Linked DNA regions of Homo sapiens: region 1 is linked to region 2. The links are chromatin contacts, found by Hi-C or POLR2A ChIA-PET in ENCODE. All regions are on one chromosome and are shown on one strand. Each heading gives the region's core, a stretch centred on a gene start or an enhancer-like site at or near the end of the contact. The rest is flanking DNA. Distances are from core to core; before and after follow the strand shown. Region 1 has its middle 6.9 kb from the start of JAKMIP2-AS1. Region 2 overlaps DPYSL3 (dihydropyrimidinase like 3).

What was found. Hi-C counts contacts between places; a loop is a spot of excess contacts on that map. ChIA-PET counts read pairs that join two places held with the same protein, here RNA polymerase II (POLR2A). Pooled maps may share reads with other maps.
Region 1: a map of transverse colon shows a loop between it and region 2 (2.8-fold over the local background). The contact joins two enhancer-like sites. A Hi-C loop is called at or near these places in 10 of 168 maps with a recorded cell type or tissue (IMR-90, aorta, ascending aorta and 6 more) and 17 of 50 pooled maps. POLR2A ChIA-PET finds 5 or more read pairs at or near these places in 5 of 52 experiments (AG04449, H1, IMR-90 and 2 more).

What each region holds. Positions count from the first base shown.
Region 1 is chr5:147,550,581-147,555,705 of GRCh38, reverse strand. No RefSeq gene overlaps it. Among named protein-coding and RNA genes, the nearest start is that of JAKMIP2-AS1, 6.9 kb to the left of the region's middle. Within about 2 kb of position 1,350, at least 12 of the 41 ENCODE cell types and tissues checked have a DNase peak (open chromatin) inside an H3K27ac peak, as active enhancers do; they include ascending aorta, where a contact is called at or near this core.
Region 2 is chr5:147,408,036-147,412,736 of GRCh38, reverse strand. It overlaps DPYSL3 (dihydropyrimidinase like 3), which reads left to right. Exons shown (of 14, transcript NM_001197294.2): 6 at 49-129; 7 at 3,941-4,009. Among named protein-coding and RNA genes, the nearest start is that of DPYSL3, 100 kb to the left of the region's middle. RefSeq lists a cis regulatory region at 3,604 and an enhancer at 3,520-3,689. Within about 2 kb of position 1,561, at least 4 of the 41 ENCODE cell types and tissues checked have a DNase peak (open chromatin) inside an H3K27ac peak, as active enhancers do; they include ascending aorta, where a contact is called at or near this core.

The sequences.
Region 1 (5,125 bases), core at 101-2,600, 140 kb before region 2:
GTTCAAGCAGTTCTCCTGCCTCAGCCTCCTGAGTAGCTGGGATTACAGGCTTGCACCTCCACGCCTAGCTAATTTTTGTATTATTAGTAGAGACAGGGTTTCACCATGTTGGCCAAAATGGTCTCAAACTCCTGACCTCAGGTGATCCGCCCACCTGGGCCTCCCAAAGTGTTAGGATTACAGGCGTGAGCCACTGTGCCCGGTGGTTTATTTCTTATCTCACTCTTAGCCCCAAAGAACACACTATTCAGGCTCGGCTATTTCAGAATGTCAGTGGCTTCTCTTCTTGTTCCTCAAATCACACCACTCCTAATACCATAATAATCTGTCAATCTCCATGCCAGACAGTGAAACCTCAACTTCCTCATCTATAAGATTAGGATAATGCTAACTTTCACCAATTGCCAGAGGTTTTAAGCGAGGCAATGCATGTAACAGATTTAACCGCAATTACTTGTATGTAGCAAAGATTTTTAAATACTAGCCATCATTATTAGCACTCTTTTGTGGTAGTTAGGGAAGCGGCCATGTACTCATCACTATATTCTTAGCACCTATTACAGTGTCCAGCGCATAGAAGAGGTTCAAAATTTATGGAAAGAGTAAGGATATTATTAAAAATCGAGGATTCCAGGGCTTAGAATCCAGAATAATGAAAGATCTCTTTTTGTTTTTCACTCATCACATCAAAAAATCCAGTTAGACTCCACAATCTTACTCTGACACTGAGAAAAGTGAAAATTTCAATGGTTTTATCCTAAACAACAAACACAAATAATATGTTTCTCATTAGGGAAAAAAATACCTTGACCACCAGTTTCCAAACACTGACTTCCTGAAAGAAAGTGGAAAAATCCAAATCTAAATAAAAATCTGCAGCTTCTCCAAGACCCACGCTCCAGGCCATATCAACTAATACTCCGGGAGGGAGTAGTTTCTGTCCACCAATGGAACTAGCTTCCCTTTGCAAAGCCCCTTTTATAGGCAGAATTCCTTTTCCATTTCCTTGGGGTTTTATTTCACTTTGCGGGCTGTTTGCAATATTCTGGTTTGAGGGAGTAAAAGGGAAAGAGGAGGAAAATGCAGGGTGAGTTCCTCCAAATGTCAGGCTGGGTAGTGCCAGGACAGCTGGGCCTGAAATCCTGTACCTAAGGAGGGGACTGGTATGGCTGAGAAGAATGTGAGCTCAGCCTCATCTGGTTTCTTTTAATGCTCGAAGCAAAGAGCCTGAGTTATTGCATTCTTTCTCGATGTCTTACATAAAATCAGATTATTAAGTGCAGAGACAGTCGACTGTTCTCTGTCCTCCTGGCTAGCTTTTAGCATCCCCATAGCAACGTCAATAAACAGAGAAATAAATGAACTTCTGAAGAACAAGTCTGTTGGCTTTGCTGTCTAAATTATTCTCACTCTCTCTGCTTAAAGACACACACACACTGTTATTGTTCTCCTTCCTAAATCTATGTGCTTTTTTAGCCCGGTGATGACGTTTGAGCTTTTACATTTAGATTTTGATCCATTTTGAATTTGGTTTCTGTTACTCCTTTGTTTAAAAAAATCTTCAACTACTCACTGTCATCTACAGAATTAAGTCTGTTTCCTTTGCACAGTATTCAGAGTTCACTTGATCGCTTTCTTTTCTTTCTTTGTTTTCTTTTTGAGGCAGAGTCTTGCTTGCTCTGTCGCCCAGACTGGAGTGCAGTGGCGCAATCTTGGCTCACTGCACCCTCCACCTCCTGGGTTCAAGCAATTCTCTTGCTTCAGCCTCCTGAGCAGCTGGGACTGCAGTCACCTGCCACCATGCCCAGCTAATTTTTGTATTTTTAGTAAAGACGAGGTTTTGCCATATTGGCCAGGCTGGTCTCGAACTCCTGACCTCAAGTGATCTGCCCACATTGGCCTCCCAAAGTGCTGGGATTACAGGCATGAGCCACCATGCCTGGCCTCACTTGATCTCTTTCAAAGCCAGTTCTACGCCATTGTCAATGACACCTTAAGCTTCATTCAAGGAGAAAAAGGCTTATTTTCCTTATAAGACACTTTCTCATCTGACATTAACACCCCTGTCCATGCTCCCAGCTATGATAGTAAAAAAGGGTGTTGGACGGGGCGTGCAGTGGCTCATGCCTGTAATCCCAGCACTTTGGGAGGCCAAGGCGGGTGGATCATTTGAGGTCAGGAGTTTGGGACCAGCCTGACCGACATGGTGAAACCTCGTCTCTACTAAAAATACAAAAATTAGCCAGGTGTGGTGGTGGGCACCTGTAATCCCAGCTACTCGGGAGGCTGAGGCATGAGAATCGCTTCAGCCCAGGAGACGGAGTTCACAGTGAGCCAATATTGTGCCACTGCACTCCAGCCTGGGGGACAGAGTGAGACTCTGCGTAAAAAAAAAAAAAAGAAAGAAAAAGGATGTTAATGTTAGATGAGAAAGAGTCTTATAAGGAAAGCAATAACCAAAGCAAACTTCAAGTCCATCTGCAACACGGAATCCCAATCTGGCCTCTACTGCCGCCAGCCTGGATCAAGCCATCCCCAGGGCCAATCTAGATAACATCTCCGAGAGTCTCTGAACTGGGCTTGGTGCTTACACTGTTGTCTTGCATGGTCTGTTTTTTGACACAGAAGTCAGAATGATCTTTTAAAAACATAAATCGTATTAGGTCACTCCCCTGTTTAAAACTCTTCAGTGACTTTCCTGGCACATAGATGAAGTCCAAAGACCTTATAATGCCTATCAGGTCCTAAGTGGCCTGGCCTGTGTTCATTTATCTTACCTCATTTTGTATCCCTTCTCTCACCTCTGGCTCTTACCCTCCAGAATCACTGGCCTTCTTTCCATTCCTTAAACGTGTACAGCCCTTCCCTGCTTCTGGCCTTTGCATTTTCTCTTACGCTTCCTGGAACAGTTTCCTCTGATTTTATGGGGTTGATGCCTTCTCATTGCCATTCAGGCCTCAGCTCAAATGTTTTCTCTAAATGTTTTAGAGAATTTATTGACCACTCCATCTGTAGTTCCCTTACCCCATCCCACCTCAGCATGCTATCAAATTGTTCTATTATGTTTCCTTGTTATCTTGCTTATTTATTTGATAACTTCATTGTCTGAGTGTCTCCATTACAGTATAAGGAGGGCAGTAACCATTTCTGATTGGCTCACCACACAAAGGCTTGGCACAAATGGAAATCAATCAAAATATTTTTTGATTGGGAGGCCGAGGCGGGCGGATCATGAGGTCAGGAGATCGAGACCATCCTGGCTAACACGGTGAAACCCCGTCTCTACTAAAAATACAAAAAATTAGCCGGGCGTGGCGGCATGCACCTGTAGTCCCAGCTACTCAGGAGGCTGAGGCAGGAGAATGGCGTGAACCCGGGAGGTGGAGGTTGCGGTGAGCTGAGATCGCGTCACTGCACTCCAGCCTGGGCGACAGAGTGAGACTCGGTCTCAATATATATATATATATAAATGAATCAATAAATAAATCCCATTTTTCAAGACCCAGTCTGTATATGACCTCTCTGGTGAAGCCTTTATCACCCATTACTAGAAAGTGCCTCTCCCGTGCAAATCTCCTGCACAGCGATGATCATTTCTTTTAGAGGACTGATGTGCACAGCTGCCATACCTTCTCTATTAAACTATAACTTCTTAAGCAATGTGTGACCCATTTTATAACCTACTACCTATATCTTTATATATCAGAGGTGCTCAACTAACAAATATCACTGTTTTGCTTCTTACCCTACAATAGCTCACAGGCACAGGCCTGGCCCTAGAGCTGTCCCTCTACTTAATGTTGAAGCACAGGAAGTTTATTTCTTGGTTACTAATTATAGCATATCTTTTCAGTGGTTCACATCACAGTCCTTGGCTGCCATCTCATGTGTAAGCTATCGAGAACAATTCTTTGTGAGATGAAGCATCATTGCTGGGTGTAATAGTCTACTCTTGCATTGCTATGAAGAACTACCTGGGTAATTTACAAAGAAAAGAGGTTTAATTGGCTCACAGTTGTGCAGGCTGCACAGGAAGCTTGGCTGGGGAGGCCTCAGGAAATTTACAATCACGGCAGTAGGTGAAGGGGAAGTAGGTTTGTCTTACATGAACAGAGCAGAAGGAAGAGGGCAAAGGGAGAGGTGCTACACACTTTTAAACAACCAGATCTCATGAGAACTCACTCACTATCTTAAGAACAGCAAGGGGAGATCTGCCCCCATGATCCAATCACCTCCCACCAGGCCCCTCTTCCAATATTGAAGATTGCAATTCAGTATGAGATTTAGGCGGGGACATAAATCCAAACCACATCAACAGGATCTCCAGGTGGGTACCAGAAATAAGAACCTTCTTTGGAGTAACAGCAGACCACTCCACGCTCCCACACCGCTCCCGCCACACACACATACCCTTCAGAGGTGCCAGAGAGCTAGCACTCTACAAGGGTAATGGTCAACCAGTGGAGACAGAAACTGGACATAAGTGCCTCATTTTTCTGGTCTTTAGCTGGGCCAATTTGAGACACATTCTAGAGAGTCCTCAAATATTCTGGCAGAACTAAGCCCCTGTCACCTGTGGCAGTGACCTTCATAATGGACCTTCCTGAAATTTTATCCTTTTGCATGCTGTTCTCTTTCTCATTCTTTTCTCATCCTATTTTTGAGATCACCTCCCAAATAAACTATCTGTAAATAAGTTGTCTCAGGCTCTGCTTCAATGGAACTCAAAATAAGACATCAAATTTTTCTTTAAGAATCTCTTTTGCTTTCAACAAATAATGTTGGCAAAACTGGATATCCACATTCAAAAGATTGAAATTGGACCATTGCCTTACACCACATACAATAATTAACTTAAAATGGACCACAACCTAAATGTATGAGCTCAAACTATAAAATTCCTAGAAGAAAACCCATGGGTAAAACTTCATAACATTGGATTTGGCAATGCTTTCCTGGATATGACACCAAAAGCACAGCAACAAAAGGAAAAGCAGACAAATTATACTACATCAAAATATAAAATATCAGGGACTGGCTATAGTGGGCCATACCTGTAATCACAGCACTTTGGGAGGCCGAGGTGGGAGGATCACCTGAGGTCAGGAGTTCCAGACCAGCCTGG
Region 2 (4,701 bases), core at 312-2,811:
GCTGCTAAAAGTGCTTGCAAGAGTGACAAAGACTCATTTCTATTTCAGCTCTATGAGATCTTCACCTGCCTGGGAGAGCTGGGGGCCATTGCTCAAGTTCATGCTGAGAATGGGGATATCATTGCCCAGGTAACACCGTGCAGCTCCCTGGAGCGTGCTTTGGGTCTGCATTCCATTTTCTTCTTCATTTCTTCAGTGCTGCTTGAGCTCTCAATATGTGCAAGGCACCATCATAAGTACCTTGCTAAAGACAGAACCTGCTCCAAGGTACCTCACAATTTAGGTGGAAGAAACAGAGGGGAATGTAGACAAGCAATGAAACTAGAAGATGAGGTAAAACAGAAAGAGGGCTGGCCATTGTTGGAGAATCAGAAAAGGCATCCTGGAAGAGGAGGATTTCAAATTGGAACATTTAATGGGAGAGCATTTGCTGATTCTCTTCTGAAAATGTGTCAAAGCTACAAGACATTCTCTGTCATAAAGAAAGACCGTAAGGCAGCATTTCTCAGAAGCCAGAGATTGGATCCAAGTCTGTGGAACTCATAGCCTTAGATAATAGAGAATTTAGGTCTCATGAGGAGCAAAGGTCTCACTGGATTCCTAGAAATCATATTGAGAAACTTGAGGAAAGAGTGACGAAAGTGAGGGCCCCAAGGCCCAAATTGATCATTTGTAAGGAAGAAGGAAGCAGTTATCTCTCCATCTCCTGGGCTGCTTAATGGAATAGATGGACAGATGTGTCTTAGGAAGGGTTTTGTTTCTCAGAAACATCTCAAGATTGGCCTTTGCTAGGAGGAGACAGCCCGAAAAAAAAAGAGTGAGCTTTCTTCATCCATTTGATAATGTTGGCAACAAGAAACCGTTATTCATTCCTTCAAAGAGTATTTCCTGAGCACTTTGTGCCAGGCAGTAGCTATTGAAGTGAGCCAAAACAGATGCATTCCATAGCTCACTAATACTTGGGCTGTGCTTTTATTTTAGAAGTTGACCAGAACTTGGTGAATGTGGTCAGCAGGGGTGTAGGAACAATGTCTAGGCCTCCCCTCATCTCGGACCATTAGTTTCCTGATAGCAGGTGCCGTTTGGTGAGCACTGACTACTGTGTGCCAGGAACTAGTAAATTTTCTGGTGTATTCTCATTTAATTTTCACCCAACCCTTTAAAGATGCTATCATCCTCCCTATTTTATACATGAGACCATCCAGGCTCAGAAAGATTACGTCACTGGCCCAAGGATCACAGCAAATAACTAGGAAAACGAAATCTTTGCCCCTAAGGTGATATACCTCAGTGGGTATCTTTACTCAGAGATGGCATATCTGGGATCCCTTGCCTCCCAAGCCCAGCTGCAGGCTTGTGGGCAGGCAGTACCCCAGCCATGCAGGGCTCCAGCTGTTGTGATTTCAGACTCTCCATGTTGTCTTGCTGGTGGGGGAGGTGAGGTAAGTGTACAGTTTCCTCTCACCATGACCAAGGAGGCTAATTAGTCAGGACCCTGACAGCACTTTCGCCCACTTCCACCACACACCCAAAGATAATGAAATCATTTTCTTTAGAGAGCCCAAATGCCTTGGTCCCGTGGGAGGCAACCCAGTGATATTAGAACTGTACTCCTCCCTTTATCCAAGTTTTCAGGGCAGCAGCCAGAGGTCCCAGCCCTGCTTTCAGCTTCCCTGGAAACCAAACTCTCTGGCAGTTAATTCTAGCCCCTGAGGAGGCAGATGGACTTCAATCCAAAGTCTGCGTTCTCAGTTTATTTCCTCTTGTGAATCCTTAGAGTGGAAGTTTCTCTGGTTTCCCCTCCCGCTGCTATTTCCCTACCTTGGGAAGATCTGTTCTCAGTCAGGAAAAGAGTAGGGGCATTTTTCCATTTGGATGAGTTTATTGTGTGTGTTTATTAAATTCAGCTTGAGCAGAAAGATTTTTATCACATTGTTTAAATGAAGGCAGCTGCTATACTCAGAATTTCTTGCTGCACTTATTCAAAAGTGAGTATATGAGAGAGGAATCTTTGCCTTTGGGTACAAACAAGGATGATTTTCAAGAATTTCAAGTTGGCAAAACAGTCTAAGACGACAGCATCTTTAGCCATTCGTTCAACAAATATTTGTTGAGCATCTACTATACGCCAAGCCTTGGACGGGGAAGATGTAAAAGACAGGGTTCCTTTCCTCATGGACCAAGCTACAGTTGTGTCATGACCCAAACTGTGATGTAACTGTAGCTGTGATGAATGCCACAACAGGCCCACTGCTATCCCCATGTAAGGTAGCATCAGTGGGGCTTTACTGCTGTTCTTAATCTCTCAGCTATAGGGACATCATGGCTTCAGAATAGGACTTCCTAGCCTGAACAGTGCATTAGAATCACCAAATTTTTCTAATTCCAGGTATTCTGGAATTAGGAAAAGTCAGTAGCAGAGTTCAGGCAAGTGTATTTTGAAAATAATCCCCTGGTGATTTAAATGTGCTTGGAAGCCACCTCTTGAGCTTAGCTTTGTCCTGTGCATTATCCTGGTGCACTCAAACAAGACAGAAGCACAAGTGTCACCTAAGACAGAGATTCTTTAGTTGGAGACCTTAACCCTTGTGTGACTGGAGGCAATTTAGAGTAGAAACTCACTAGACTTTAGAAGAAATTTAATTCAGTTCAAGTTTCAATAAGTGAGAATGGTAAGAATGAAAAGTGGAGGTGCTTTTCTGGAAAAATAAGCCTGTAACCTTTCTTTGTTTTCTGTAGAGCTGGAGATAGTGACCATTTCACTTCTCATGGTTGCTTTTAGTATGTGCATTTTCCTTTCTACTCCTCTTTTAGAGATTTCTATTACTAAAAACAAAAAACAGAACGTTCTTTTCCAGGTGGTAAGAATCCTTACCTTTCTAAATGCCTCACAGTTTCAAAGTGAGACTAGGCTTGTTGCATTCACCATTTTTCCTATGTGTCTCACACATTACCAGAGTACTCCCAGGTCACTAGGCCAGGACTGCTGGTGCAGAGGTTCATAGGGACCAGTCTTAATAATTTCAGAGTGAATGCCAGTAACGCTGAAGAAATGGTGGCTTGGGATTTCTGCCAGTTCCAATCAGTTCATGTGTGTGTGCTCACTGCCCAGCTACCTGCTTCTTCCATAAAGAGGCTAGAAGTCTGAGGAATTTTGCCATCAACCACAAGGGACATGCACTTCTTCTGCCATGTCCACAACTTGGTTAAACAGAATTTCACCAAGACACTAACTTAGGTAATGCTGTTTGGAGGCACTATTTTGTTTCGTTAAATTTTGAATCCATTCATTTAAGCCATAGATTTAAAACATCAAAACTCCTGAGTGGCTTATTAAAATATGCATTTCTAGGATTCAACCTGACATCTTCTGATATGTTAGGCTAGGATGGGTGAGAAATCTGCATTTCTACAAAAACAATTCAGGCAATTCTGATGTAAGTGATGAGTGGCCCACACTTCGGGAAACATAGCACTAAATTATAAGCCCCGTGAGGTCAGGGGCTAACATTGCTTTAATGCAGGTACTTACCCAGAGCCTAGGAGGAAGCAGTTGCTCAATACATTTTGTTGAGTGAAATGGCTTAAAGAGCATGAGTGAATAAACAAATGAGATAAGCAAGTATAGTTTCAGAGGCAGCTGAGACTGAGAGAGATGAACAATAAGTGACCTGGTATGATTCTTGAAGGGCAGTATAGACAAAAAATAGTCTAACAGACAACTATCTTTCTTCTAATAAAAACAAATCACCCTTGAATGTTTTTTCTTTTTATCCTTTTAGTTGAGTCTACCCTATATTGCAACTCCAAATATAGGATTAATACATCTGTTCAACATACGCATATTTATTCTTTAGATCTTTAGATCAGAACATACCAGCGTAATTTTTCCAAATCTCACTTGAGCTTATTGAAGAACTATTTTCTTTTTTCATTTCAGGAGCAAACCCGCATGTTGGAAATGGGGATAACTGGCCCAGAAGGCCATGTACTGAGCAGGCCAGAAGAGGTAAGTTACAGGGGATGAAGGTGCACACACAACGCATGAATAAACATTGTTAAAAGGCGACGAGAATGTGAGTACCAGGTTGCAGTATTGGAACATTTCTTCCAAAGACCACTTCTGATTGACTCTAACTCAGGAGCCCGTGAGAAAATTAGAAAGGAATGTAAGAGACATGCTTATTTCTGACCCCTAATCTCCCTACAGATAACACAAGTTGGAGTGTCCTTCACAGCTATTCAGGAGTGTTAAATTTCTAATCCCTTTCTTAAGGAAATCTCAGTGTGAATCTCATAGACATTTCCACTTATTCCCTTATTTCGAGTCCTGCAAAATATTGGCATATAGATAAGATGTTGAATGGGTTTTTTATATACATTATACTCATCAATTTGTATAAGGTGATGATTATGTCCAGGTATGGAAGTTTCTCATATATAAAATGAATGCTTATTTATGTCTGTACTTAGCAGCCAAACAACAAATCAAAGGTGACTAGAGGCTGGTTCCATGTCTCCGAGATGTCAGCAGCTTCACCTACTGGCACGGAGCACAGAGCTGGGAATTGGCTGCCCATGTACCTGAAAGCACATTGGCTTTGGAAGGGCAGCCTGGGTCTAGCACCTAGAGCAAAGTCAAGGCCCTCCATATCAGTGAAGCGAGTCCTGTTTCTGTCCTGTCATTCCAAACCCTACAAC